Linked DNA regions of Homo sapiens: all the other regions are linked to region 3. Evidence: chromatin contacts called from ENCODE Hi-C or POLR2A ChIA-PET data. All regions are on one chromosome and are shown on one strand. The core of a region is the stretch at or near the end of the contact, and the rest is flanking DNA. Distances in the headings are between cores, read along the strand shown.

Evidence for each region. Hi-C counts contacts between places; a loop is a spot of excess contacts on that map. ChIA-PET counts read pairs that join two places held with the same protein, here RNA polymerase II (POLR2A). Pooled maps may share reads with other maps.
Region 1: POLR2A ChIA-PET joins it to region 3 with 11 read pairs in PC-9. The contact joins the enhancer-like site here to the promoter of TNRC6B in region 3. POLR2A ChIA-PET finds 5 or more read pairs at or near these places in 2 of 52 experiments (MCF 10A and PC-9).
Region 2: a loop to region 3 is called in a pooled map, with 22 times the contacts of the local background. The contact joins the promoter of ST13 here to the promoter of TNRC6B in region 3. A Hi-C loop is called at or near these places in 1 of 37 single-sample maps with no recorded cell type and 11 of 50 pooled maps. POLR2A ChIA-PET finds 5 or more read pairs at or near these places in 1 of 52 experiments (GM12878).

Annotation. Positions count from the first base shown.
Region 1 is chr22:39,330,161-39,334,307 of GRCh38, reverse strand. No RefSeq gene overlaps it. Among named protein-coding and RNA genes, the nearest start is that of RPL3, 13 kb to the right of the region's middle. Within about 2 kb of position 1,472, at least 6 of the 41 ENCODE cell types and tissues checked have a DNase peak (open chromatin) inside an H3K27ac peak, as active enhancers do.
Region 2 is chr22:40,854,829-40,859,175 of GRCh38, reverse strand. It overlaps ST13 (ST13 Hsp70 interacting protein), which reads left to right and starts at 2,537. Exons shown (of 12, transcript NM_003932.5): 1 at 2,537-2,745. The coding sequence starts at 2,636. XPNPEP3 (X-prolyl aminopeptidase 3) reads right to left here and starts at 2,028. Exons shown (of 10, transcript NM_022098.4): 1 at 1,931-2,028. The coding sequence starts at 1,994. RefSeq lists enhancers at 1,723-2,182, 2,193-2,412, 2,040-2,809.
Region 3 is chr22:40,175,316-40,179,407 of GRCh38, reverse strand. TNRC6B (trinucleotide repeat containing adaptor 6B) reads right to left here and starts at 1,483. Exons shown (of 23, transcript NM_001162501.2): 1 at 1,268-1,483. The coding sequence starts at 1,272. RefSeq lists an enhancer at 1,595-1,644.

The sequences.
Region 1 (4,147 bases), core at 223-2,722, 850 kb after region 3:
TATAGATTATGTGACCTATCATATGATTAGCTGCTTTTGTTTTACTTTTGTAAGCCAGCTTATAAAAACCCCGCTCTGTCTTTGTTCTAGGCTCAGCTTTTTGGATGTGAGTCCACTGAGCTGGTGCGTACCTGAAATAAACAATCCTCCTGTACTCAGATCAAGACCATCCTGGCTAACACGGTGAAACCCCGTCTCTACTAAAAATACAAAAAATTAGCCGGGTGTGGTGGCGCTCGCCTGTAGTCCCAGCTACTCGGGAGGCTGAGGCAGGAGAATTGCTTGAACCCGGGAGGCAGAGGTTGCAGTGAGCCAAGATCGCGCCACTGCACTCCAGCCTAGTGACAGAGCGAGACTCCATCTCAAAAAAAAAAAAAAAAAATCCTCCTGTACTCTCATATCAGTCTCTCCGTTCCTCAGTTTACCACAACACCATCACACTGGTGATTAGGTTTCAATATATGAATTTTGGGGAACACAAACATTCAGATGATAGCAACAACATAGCAGGAGGTTCTGGGTGGATTAGAAACATGGGGCTGGGTGCAGCGGCTCACGCCTGTAATCTCATCACTTTGGGAGGTCGAGGAAGGCAGATCACCTGAGGTCAGGAGTTCAAGACCAGCCTGGCCAACATGGCGAAACCCCTTCTCTACTAAAAAATTACAAAAATTAGCTGGGTGTGGTGGCGTGCGCCTGTAATCCCAGCTATTCAGGAGGCTGAGGCTGGAGAATCTCTTGAACTGGGGAGAGGCAGAGGTTTCAGTGAGCTGAGATCATGCCACTGTACTACAACTTGGGAGATGGAACAAGACTCTGTCTCAAAAAAAAAAAAAGGAAGAAAAAGAAACATGGCCCATCAGAATTCTAAAAGGTAAATACGTGGAAGGAGTCTCAGGCCATCTTTTTTTTTTTTTTTTTGAGACAGAGTCTCACTCTGTCACCCAGGCTGGAGTGCAGTGGCACGATCTCGGCTCACTGCAAGCTCTGCCCCCCGGGTTCATGCCATTCTCCTGCCTCAGCCTCCTGAGTAGCTGGGACTACAGGTGCCCACCACCACGCCCGGCTAATTTTTTTGTATTTTTAGTAGAGACGGGGTTTCACCGTGTTAGCCAGGATGGTCTCGATCTCCTCACCTCGTGATCCCCCCACCTCGGCCTCCCAAAGTCCTGGGATTACAGGCGTGAGCCACTGCCCCCGGCCCGAGATGGTGAATTTAATTGATAAATGTGTGTGTTCTGACTCTTCTATTGACTCACCATTTCTCTGTCTCTTTCCCTCTCTAGGGCAGCCCTATTTTTTGAGATACAACAGTACTGAAATTAGGCCAGCTGATAACTGCTCAATGGCCTCTAAGTGTTCAAGTGAAAGGAAGAGTCCTGTCTCTCAGTTTCAATCAAAAACTAGCAATGATTAAGCTTAGTGAGGAAGGCATGCCAACAGCCGAGACAGGCTGGATTTAGGCCAGTTAATAACCCTACAATGGCCTCTCAGTGTTCAAGTGAAAGGAAGTGTCACATGTCTCTTGCTTTAAATCAAAAGCTGGAAATGATTAGGCTTAATGAGGAAGGCATGTCAAAAACTGAGATACGCTGAAAACTAGGCCTCTTCCACTATGCAGTTAGCCAAGTTGTGAATGCAAAGGAAAAGCTTTCAAAGGAAATTAAAAGTGCCACTCTAATGAGTACATGAATGATAAGAAAGTGAAACAGGCTTATTGCTGATATGGAGAAAGTTGGGTCTGGATAGAAGATCAAACCAGCCACAACATTCTCTTAAACCAAAGACTAGGCCAGGCGTGGTGGCTCACACCTCTAATCCCAGCACTTTGGGAGGCCGAGACGGGAGGATCACCTGAGGTCAGGAGTTTGAGACCAGCCTGGCCAACATGGCAAAACCCCATCTCTACTAAAAATACAAAAAATTAGCCAGGTGTAGTGGTAGGTGCCTGTAATCCCAGCTACTCGGGAGGCTGAGGCAGGAGAATTGCTTGAACCCGGGAGGCAGAGGTTGTAGCGAGTCATTGCACTCCAGCCTGGGTGACAGAGCGAGACTCTGTCTCAAAAAAAAAAAAAAGACAAAGACTAACCCAGCGCAAGGCCCTAGACCCTAGCTCTCTTTAATTCTATGAAGGCTGAGAGAGATGAGGAAGCTGCAGAAGAAAAGCAGAAGCTAGCAGAAGTTGGTTCATGAAGTTTAAGGAAAGAAACTGTCTCCATAACATAAAAGTGCAAGGTGAAGCAGCAGGTGCTCATGGAGAAGCCACAGCAAGTTATCCAGTTCTAGTTAAGATCGTTGATGAAGGTGGCTACATTAAACAGTAGAGTTTCAATGTAGATGAAACAGCTTTATATCAAAAGAAAATGCCAGGAAGTCTTTCATAGCTAGAGAGGAGAAATCAATTCCTGGCTTCAAAGTTTCAAATGACAGGCTAACTCTCTTGTCAGGAGTTGGTATAGCTGGTGAGTTTAAGTTGAAGCCAACTGCTCATTGATAATTCTGAAAATCTGAAGGCCCTTAAGAATTATGCTACGTCTACTCTGCCTGTGCTCTGTAAGCGGAACACCAAAGCCTGGATGACAGCACATCTGTTTTTCTTTCAAAATATTACTGCTCGTTGACAATACACCTGGATACCCACGAGCTCTGATGGTGATGAATGTGGTTTTCTTTTTTTTTTCTTTTGTTTTTGAGATGGAATCTGGCTCTGTCCCCCAGTCTGCAGTGCAATGATGCAATCTTGGCTCGCTGCAACCTCTGTCTCCCGGGTTCAAGCAATTCTCCTGCTTCAGCCTCCCAAGTAGCTGGGACTACAGGCACGTGTAATCCCAGCACTTTGGGAGGCCGAGGCGGGTGGATCACTTGAGGTCAGGAGTTCGAGACCAAGCTGGCCAGCATGGAGAATCCCAGCTACCCTGAATCTGTTCTCCACCCGGCAGCTAGGGGGCTCTTACACCACAGATTAAATCGCTTTATTCCACTGATTAAAATCCACCAGTACTAGGGGCCTAGAGGGACATTGAGCTGGGTCTCGGCATGTTCCTCCATCTGCAGTTCCTTCCTCCACTGAACTCTTGTTTGTTTGTTTGTTTGTTTTAAGACAGTCTCGCTCTGTCACCTAGGCTGGAGTGCAGTGGCACGATCTCAGCTCACTGCAACCTCTACTTCCCAGGTTTGAGCGATTCTCATATTTCAGCCACCCCCATTCGCAGGTTGTAGGTGGACATATCTTTTTTTTTTTTGAGACAGGGTCTTGCTCTGCCTTAGGCTAGAGTGCAGTGGTGCCATCTTGGCTCACTGCAGCCTTGAACTCCTGGGCTCAAGTGATCCTCTCTCCTCAGCCTCCTGAGTAGCTGAGACTACAGGTATGTAGCACCATGACCAGCTAATTTTTAAAAAATAGAGATGAGGTCTTGCTATGTTCCTCAGGCTGGTCTCAAACTTCTGGGCTCAAGTGATCCTCCCACCTCAGCCTCCTAAAGTGTTGAGATTACAGGCATGAGCCACTATGCCTGGCCTTCCACATACATTTTAGAATCAATGTATGAGTCACCCCATCCCCCCACCTCTTGCCCAAATCCCTTGGGATTCTGGTTGAAATCCTAATGATTTTAAAGATTACTATGGAGATGACTGACTATTTTATTTTATTTTATTATTTTATTTTTGAGATGGAGTTTCACTCTTGTTGCCCAGGCTGGAGTTCAGTGGCACAATCTCGGTTCACTGCAACCTCTGCCTCCTGGGTTCAAATGATTCCCCTGCCTTAGCCTCCCGAGTAGCTGGGATTACAGGTGCCCACCACCACACCCAGCTAATTTTTGCATTTTTAATAAAGACAGGGTTTCACCATGTTGGCCAGGCTGATCTCGAACTCCTGACCTCAGGTGATCCACCCACCTCAGGCTCCCAAAGTGGTAGGATTACAGGCGTGAGCCACCGCACCTGGCCACAACTGACATTTTATTTTTATTTTATTTATTTATTTATTTATTTATTTATTTATTTATTTATTTTTGACACAGAGTCTCACTCTGTCGCCCAGGCTGGAGTGCAGTGGTGCGATCTCAGCTCACTGAACCTCCGGGTTCAAGCAATTCTCCTGCCTCAGCCACCTGAGTAGCTGGGATTACAGGCGTGTGCCACC
Region 2 (4,347 bases), core at 1,288-3,787, 680 kb before region 3:
ATCTGTTCCAGGGATACCAGTTCAAGATTCATCACAGAAAAGGGGTCCATGGTCAAATACATTTTTACACATTTTGCAAATTACTGCGGAACACATCTCTCAGAAACCTAGACTATTAAGGGCTGGGTGCAGTGGCTCACACTTATAATCGCAACACTTTGAGAAGCTGAGGTGAGAGTTCAAGTTTACTTTGGGCAACATGGCAAGACCCCATCTCCAAAAAAAGAATTAAACTATTATGTACATTATGAAAGGCAGCATTCCCCAAAAGTATTTGATCACAGAATCATTTTCGTGTAATGCCTACTATTTTGTTTGAGAACATCTTTCAAAAAATCTTTTCCTAAGCCGGGCGCGGTGGCTCACGCCTGTAATCCCAGCACTTTGGGAGGCCGAGGCGGGTGGATCACGAGGTCAGGGGTTCAAAACCAGCCTGGCCAAGATGGTGAAACCCCATCTCTACTAAAAACACATAAATTAGCCAGGCGTGGTGGCGGGCGCCTGTAATCCCAGCTACTCGGGAGGCTGAGACAGGAGAATCGCTTGAACTCGGGAGGTGGAGGTTGCAGTAAGGCAAGAGATCGCGCCACTGCACTCCAGCCTGGGCGACAAGAGCAAGACTCTGTCTCAAAAAAAAAAAAAAAAAAAAAAAAGCTTCTCCAGCCATACTAAACGATTGCAACGCTTAGTGCTGGCCACTCCGTTTTAGAGTTCTGTGCCTTTGCAAGTGTTCCTTCTGGTAGTATGGCTCCTTTAGTCAGGCTGGGGAGAGCCTTTCAAATAAAAGCAAATTCCAGGCCTGGGGCGGTGGCTCAGAGAGGAGGGTGGATCGCTTGAGGCCAGGAGTTCGAGATCAGCTTGGCCAACGTGGCAAAACCTGGTTTCTACTACAATTACAAAAATTAGCCAGGCGTGGTGGCACACGCCTATAATCCCAGCTACCTCGGGAGGCTGAGGCACGAGAATTGCTTGAACTCAGGAGGCAGAGGTTGCAAATGAGCAGAGATTGCCACTGCACTCCAGTCTGAGCAACAGAATGAGAGCCTGTCTCAAAAAAAGACTGAAAAATTGCACATCTTTCTTTTCACCTAATCCCACGGAGAGTTGTCTTTCTGCAGCTTTACTATGAGAACTGAAGAACAAGTTCTGTGCACTGGACAATAACTTTTTATTTTTTATAGTAAGAAGTCGATGTAATTAACATTCCATTTTAAATGAATTCAAGTATATCAACATAAACATATGCCAAGACATAGCTTTGATGTCAAATACCATACGTTCTGGTTCACACATTGTTCATATATTGACCCAAAAAACTGAAATACGATCCAATGGCAGATCCGCCTGCAAGGAAGGTGATTCAGTTTTCACTGATTAAGCTTTATGTTCATCAGATTAATTGCTCGCAATAGAGGACACCCTACAAAAAATTATTCTCCTTATCCTTCGTCTTGTCTTTGCAAACAGGACTTTCAGACACAGAACGCCCCAGAAGTATTTCGAAACAGTTACCTCTCCTAAGAGGAGCTGCTGAAAGAATTTGTTACTAAACATGCTTCGTGTATATTCTGGAGCAAGCTCTCACGCCTAACAGAAACAAGAGCTACTTGATGTGAGACACTTTGTCACTTAAGTGTGATAATTGCCACAACTTCGGAGTCCGAGTAACTTGGAAGACAGCCCCTCTGGGGGATGGCACACTTTTCTCTCTGCAGTCATTTCGGCTTCACAAAATACCTCAACGGTAGAGAACACACTGGGCCCACCCCTTTCCAGGAGCAGCCGGTATAGAAGAAATCCGCGGAGCACAGAGGGTTGGGGAGCGGAGGCCCCACCAGGAGAAGGGTCAGCCGAACCAGGGATCGCCTGAGACCAACTTGGGTCCCTCCAGGGGACACCATGGGAGGAGACCGTGGGAGAAGAGTCTAACCTGAGAGGCCGCGGACGTTTGCTACAGCGGGAACCAGCTTGGGGGCTGAGAGCAGCCAAGGCATTACGGCCTAACTCACGCGTCGGGAAGAGAAAGAGGGTAACGACGGGGAACGCAACCGCCTGCAGGGCCGCGTCGCCAGGAAACCGGGCCAGCCGCACCTCCCCTTCCGGCGGAGGCGGCTCGCGGGCCTTCCTTGCGCGGCGGCGCAGGTTGTGACGTCATGCCCCGAGCTGGGACCGACCCTCCGGCTCCACGCCCTTTTTTTTTTTTTTTTTTAGGTCCCGGGCGTTGAGCTCTACTCAGTGCACGCAGCCACACAATATGCTCTTGGACGTCGCCCCCTGGAGGGGATGTTATCTCCCGCCTCCTTGAAGTCGCCCATTTCTGGGGTTGCCCCATCCAGGGAGCTGGTTCCTAGTTAAGAATATGAGAATGTATGCGCAGGGAGGCAGGCAACAGCACGAACAGCCACGCTTCTAGAAGATTCTAGGGAGCGCGCAGGAGCAGCGCAGAGGGAGTAGGAATGAGCAGGCGGAGGACCCGAGGTCACGAGACCGTTGGGTGGGAGGAGCCAGCGGCCGGGGAGGTTCTAGTCTGTTCTGTCTTGCGGCAGCCGCCCCCTTCTGCGCGGTCACGCCGAGCCAGCGCCTGGGCCTGGAACCGGGCCGTAGCCCCCCCAGTTTCGCCCACCACCTCCCTACCATGGACCCCCGCAAAGTGAACGAGCTTCGGGCCTTTGTGAAAATGTGTAAGCAGGATCCGAGCGTTCTGCACACCGAGGAAATGCGCTTCCTGAGGGAGTGGGTGGAGAGGTGAGACCCAGGCCTGAGGACCGTTGGGGGCGGGGGAAGCACGGCCCCAGGGGGGAGCCAGGCTGGACCTGGCTCGGTCCGGCGGGCGAGGCGGGGTCGCTGCCCCTTCTTTGCCCGGGAAAGGGAGGCAACTTCGAGGGGTCATGGAAGATCGCGAGCCTTGGGTAGTACAGGAGCCGCGGGGAGCAGGAGGCAGAGCTGGGTTCCTCGCACCCTGAGGTTGCCCAGGGGTGTATCTTGGGCGAAATACAAAAACAGGACTGCGGATGCGTGGACACTGGAGACGCGAGGAGTGAAAACTGCAAGACTTAGATTTTGCGTGGGGTTGTTTTTCTTTCAGTCTTGTGTGCCCTGCTCAGGTCTCATTGGTACATAGCAGTTCCTTTACGCACTATTCCTTTACGTCGTGTTATAATAATATAACACTAGTAAGTTAAAAGTTACAAAACTAGTAAGAATAAAAATGATAACTGTAAAAATGATTGTTTTTACCTTACAGCGTTTGTAGCTGCGTAGGATTAATTATCTTGAGAATCACTTATTATACCTCCGTTACTTGGCAGTGTTATCACTCCAAACACGTCTGAGAAAAATAATTTCTTAAGGCCTGGCATGTTTCCAGGATATAATCTTGTTGTCTTTAACTGTAGAGTACTTCGCTACGTGCAAGGAGTTAATTGACAAGGCATTGTGCCTGGTGCTAGGAAACAGTATAAGTACTGTCTATTTAGACGAATAAATAGAAAAGTTCGTTTTGATATTTACTATATAATAGTAATTAGCATTTTATGTGTTGAAGGAGCACCGAAGAGAAAAAGTGACAGGGAAGTCTTCCCTAAGATGACTTTTTAAAAAATTATTACTAATGGGGAACTGAAAAGATGACATACAAATTGCACTAAACAGGGATAAATAGCAACTATGCAGACCATTGCGACTCCTAAGAGGTGCTGCTGTGAACGTTATGTGTTTAGTGACTTTTGTCTTTTAGAGACAGGGTTTGGCTGTATTGTCCAGGCCGCATACAGTGGCGGGATCACTGCAGCCTCCAATTCCTGGGCACAAGCGATCCTCCTGCATCAGTCTCCCAGGTGGCTAGCAGTGCGGGATCGAGCCACCATACTTGGCTAATTTAATTTTTTTGTAGAGATGGGGGTCCCATTAAGTTGCCCAGGCTTGTCTTGAACTCCTGGCCTCAAGGGACTCCCCCGCCTCCCAAAGTGGTGGTATTACAGGCGTGAGCCACTTCACCCAGCGTGATATTTTTGTGTGGGAAGATGAGCTCATGATTACCAAATAGCTCAAAGAATATTTCTTAACAACAATCTGGTTCTAAGGAAAAAACTCGTTACAATCTGTCAGCGTTGTATGTTGTATTTTTTTCCTCTAAGAAGTTTTTCAATTTTTAGCTCCCCACCAATTGTCTAACTACTGGAAGACTTACTTATATGTGAAATTCTGAGACCATTTAATATTACTATGTTAATAGTAACTTTATGAATATTGGTAAGAAGTCTATTTTGCAAACTCCTCAACCGGGAAATGTCAGGATTAGGAATTGAGGGCTAGGTTTTAGTCGTTTTCTCTATTGAACAGCTTGAT
Region 3 (4,092 bases), core at 234-2,733:
GAGAAAAGAAAACAAGGCCTCTCAGAGCCAGGGATGTGCTCAGGGGGGTGGAGTAATTTACCCAGGGGTGGGGGCAATTTACCCGCCACATCACAAACTACAATCCTTTCAGCCCACCAGACCGAGAAGCATTACATCACACTCTCACAATGATAGGGGGAGGAGGCTCTGAGAAAGCAAGTTTTCAGCTTTCTTTCCTCCCTGCTCTCAGGCTTCCAGAATCCTGCATTAGGAGTAATGGAATTTAACTTCAGGCACTGCACAGCTTCAGGGGTTACTAACAATCACATAGACTGCTACTTATACATGTGACCCTAAATGACCACTTCGCAGTGGATACATGGCCGAAACAGGCAACCACACACTCACACGATGAATTTATGCTGAAAAACTCAGTTTTGCATCTGTGTAAAATTAAACAAAAATTTTATTTCGTGAGGAATGAAGAAGGCTAATACACAGGGAGAACTGATAAAGAAATAATTTCTAATCGCGGTGAATAGCTGTTCATATCTTTAAAACACCATGTTTACAACATAGTCCTACCCTTTGGTTGAATCCAGGATCAAAATAAAAGCGCATCTGGCTGCACATTTGAGAACACACACAGAGACCCAGTGCAAATGAGCGCGCGCAGAAAGGAGAGGGGTGAGCCACATATTGCTTGGGAGGTTTTCAAGCAGGGGAATCTACAAACCCCAAACCTCCTGGTGTTCACCCGCCCCCAACCTGATGTTTAAAATGTATTAGGTCTTACTTTAGGTTTTACATCTCTCTAGGAAGGAGGGCCCAGTTTAAAAAATAAAAAGATAGAAAAAGGCTTTCCCGTTCTAGGGCTTGCCCTCCCAGATCCTTTGTCGGCCTTAGCAGCCGAAAGAATGCAAACCCATTTATATTTATGCAAATTTTTGCAGCAGATTTAAGGGGGGAGGGGGAGGTCTGTGTTTTTTAAAAACCTCTTTCTAAATAGCAAATTTCCAATTACTCGCAGCTTCATTTATTGCAAGATAGAAACGATGATGAAAATCTGCATATACATTAAAAGTGCAATTAAATCACTTCAAAATCTAAATATTTTACCACGTCTTTTCCATTTCTAAAATGCCGAACCAAAGTACATCACGGGTCTGATTTACACAGATCCACGAAATGTCTGAAGCCAGTCTCCATGCTAGACAAATGTCGATTTGCAACACCACCAGTGAAAACGGTTAGACAAGATCCATATAAATCAATTGGTTAAAAAAAATTGAAAATATTTACCAACCTCATAAAGTGCAGCAGTGCTTAAATCCAGCAAATTGAGGCATACAAGGTAGAAATGGAAATGAAAAAAGGTCCAAAAAATGAATTCTTTTTGTCTATCTGTTTTTTTGTATTTTAAATATTCAGAAACCAGCAGAGACTCTGTCGGCCATTTTGGCTTGAACTAACTCTCTCTCACACACTCTCCCTCTTGCTCTCTCTCTCCCTCTCTGTCTCTAAAGGAAGCAGCTTTTTGTGACCTTCAAATAGAGGCAGATCATGTGACTTCGGGTAGGTTTGTCAATCAGGAAAGGGGAGGGAGCTGGAGCTGAGACTGCCTTAAAGGGGAAGCAGCCCTTTTCCACTCACTTTCATTTGTGAAATGCTGTTATCTCATACTCTCCGCCTACAGACACTGCATGTGAAAGTGGCAACAGCATAAGGGTAACAGATGAACAAAACAGAAAAACCTTTATTGGTTTATAGAAATATGCTCAGTTGCTAACGATTCTTACAGCTCCTGGATCTTCTCCTGGCTCGCTTGCTAGTTATTCTCTAGATGTTTGGGCAAGCACAGGCTGGCAAACTGCTCTGTAAAAGGGGCTGAAACACAGCTCTACCAAACAAGAGGCTTTAGCTTTGAAAGAATGAGGTGAAATACAGGGCACGACTGATCTCTAAGAAACTCCTAAAATGTATAGAAAAAGACTGAAAGAAACGCACAAAAGTATAAACTGAACTGCAATTCAGAAAGGTTAAGTGACTTATCCCAAATCACACAGCTGAACAGCTGCAGAAGAGGGACTGGTTTCCCAATTCTGAACTCTACACTTATTGTTTTGCCTGTATGTGTGTTCAGTACCTCCTCCCCCAAACCCAAATAAAAACTATGCTTCAGCACTGCAAACGGAGTTTCTCTGGGCTAGGGCAGGTCTGAGTCATCTTTAATCCCCTCCCCCACCGCAGGAGGTAGCTCTGCAGCTGAGGGAGCCTAGGCACTAAATTAAAACCTACCTGGTTTCCACCACTCCTAATCCCTTCTCCTTCGCATATACATCTCCACTCCTACCCACTTAAGAAACCCAAGCTCGGTTTGCATCTCCAGCCCCCGCGGCTCACAGGCCGTGTAACTTCACTGCTAACAGCAAGTAAGTAAGTCCCTTACCCATCCTCCCACCCTGCCTGGCCTCCGTTTTCTCATTGGTAGCCGGCGGAGATTGGGCTTCCCTAGATGGTATCTTTGGTTTCTTTCACCTCTGAAACTCTGCACTTGGCTTCTTTGAGTAGTTCTGTTCATCTTTTCCTGGCCATCTCAAAAGTTCGCCTCCACCCTGGGAAGGCTTCTTGACCCTCGCAGTCCAGACCAGGCCCTCCTGTTAACACTCCCATAATATCCTTTACTACTTCTTCAGAGCAATGGTCATAATTGCAATTTATGAAAGAATGTGCTTAACATTAGTCTTCCCCAGGAGACTGTAAACTGTATAAGGAAAAACACCACGTCTTCACTGCTCTGTGAGGCTCCACACCAAACACCACATAGGAGGTAAATAAATGAATAAATCAATGACTTGGACCCTATTCAGAAGGGCTGGGCTGAGTAGGAGGAAATCTGCCACCTGAATATAAAAAATGTAGGGGAATGAGGGTCACATAGTTCCCAGAAACTCGCATTCATCTATGTTTTAAGGACGGCTTCAGGAAAGAAAGTAACTAAAATGGTAAAAAGCGCATGAGGCCGGGTGCGGTGGCTCATACCTGTAATCCCAGCACTTTGGGAGGCCGAGGCAGGCAGATCACCTGAGGTCGGGAGTTCGAGACCAGCCTGACCAGCATGGAGAAACCCCGTCTCTACTAAAAATACAAAATTAGCCAGCGTGGTGGCACATGCCTGTAATCCCAGCTACTAGGGAGGCTGAGCTTAGCAGGAGAATCGCTTGAACCCGGGAGGCGGAGGTTGTGGTGAGCCGAGATCGCGCCATTGCACTCCAGACTGGGCAGCAAGAGTGAAACTCCATCTCAAAAAAAAAAAAAAAAAAAGTGCATGAGAATGCCCTGTGACTATCGACTCCACCTATCTCTATAAGCCAGAAAAGGGAGGATTCCCTAGTGTGCTTCTCCCATAAACTAGGCTGCCATGCCAGCCAGCAGACAACTGATGGATTCTAGAAACCCGGCTTTCCTTGAAAAGGAACCTACGAATGCTTGTAAAATCCCACAACACTTGTTGTCATCCTGGCTTCTGGGTCTTTATACAGTCTCCCGCCTTTGCTCTTTCCACTCAGATATGACGACAGGAAAGGAGCTGTTTCATGGCAGGCAAAGGCCAATGCCTGGACAATCTGGTAGCCTGAATAGCTGTGGCTTAACAAGCTTCCACTGTCTTTGCCTAGCACTGAGTGAAATAGCCAGGCCCTGCACTGACAATTGAGATGCAGGAAAAAGCAGGAAACTACTAGAATGGAAATTCTGATTATTTAGTCTATTTTTATCCTTCCAATACCTTCCAGATGAGTTACTGAAAGCCTACTTGCTTGTAGCTGGCTCGATTTGTAAAAATGTGTGGAGACTGAACATCCACCTTGTTTTAATTTGTGATGGACATGCTTTCTTTATGAAACTGAACTTTGCTAAGTCTCCATTCCCCAGTGTAGAATATTATTGTATACAAATATTTATATGTGTTGCCTTGTAAGTGTTAAATAGCAAACTGCATGAAAAGTTTGGAAACAGAACAAACATATTTTAAATAAAATATTGGTTCTAATTTCAAATAATATGCTGAAAACATATATATATATATTTTGAGACAGAGTCTTGCTCTGTCACCCAGGCTGGAGTGCAGTG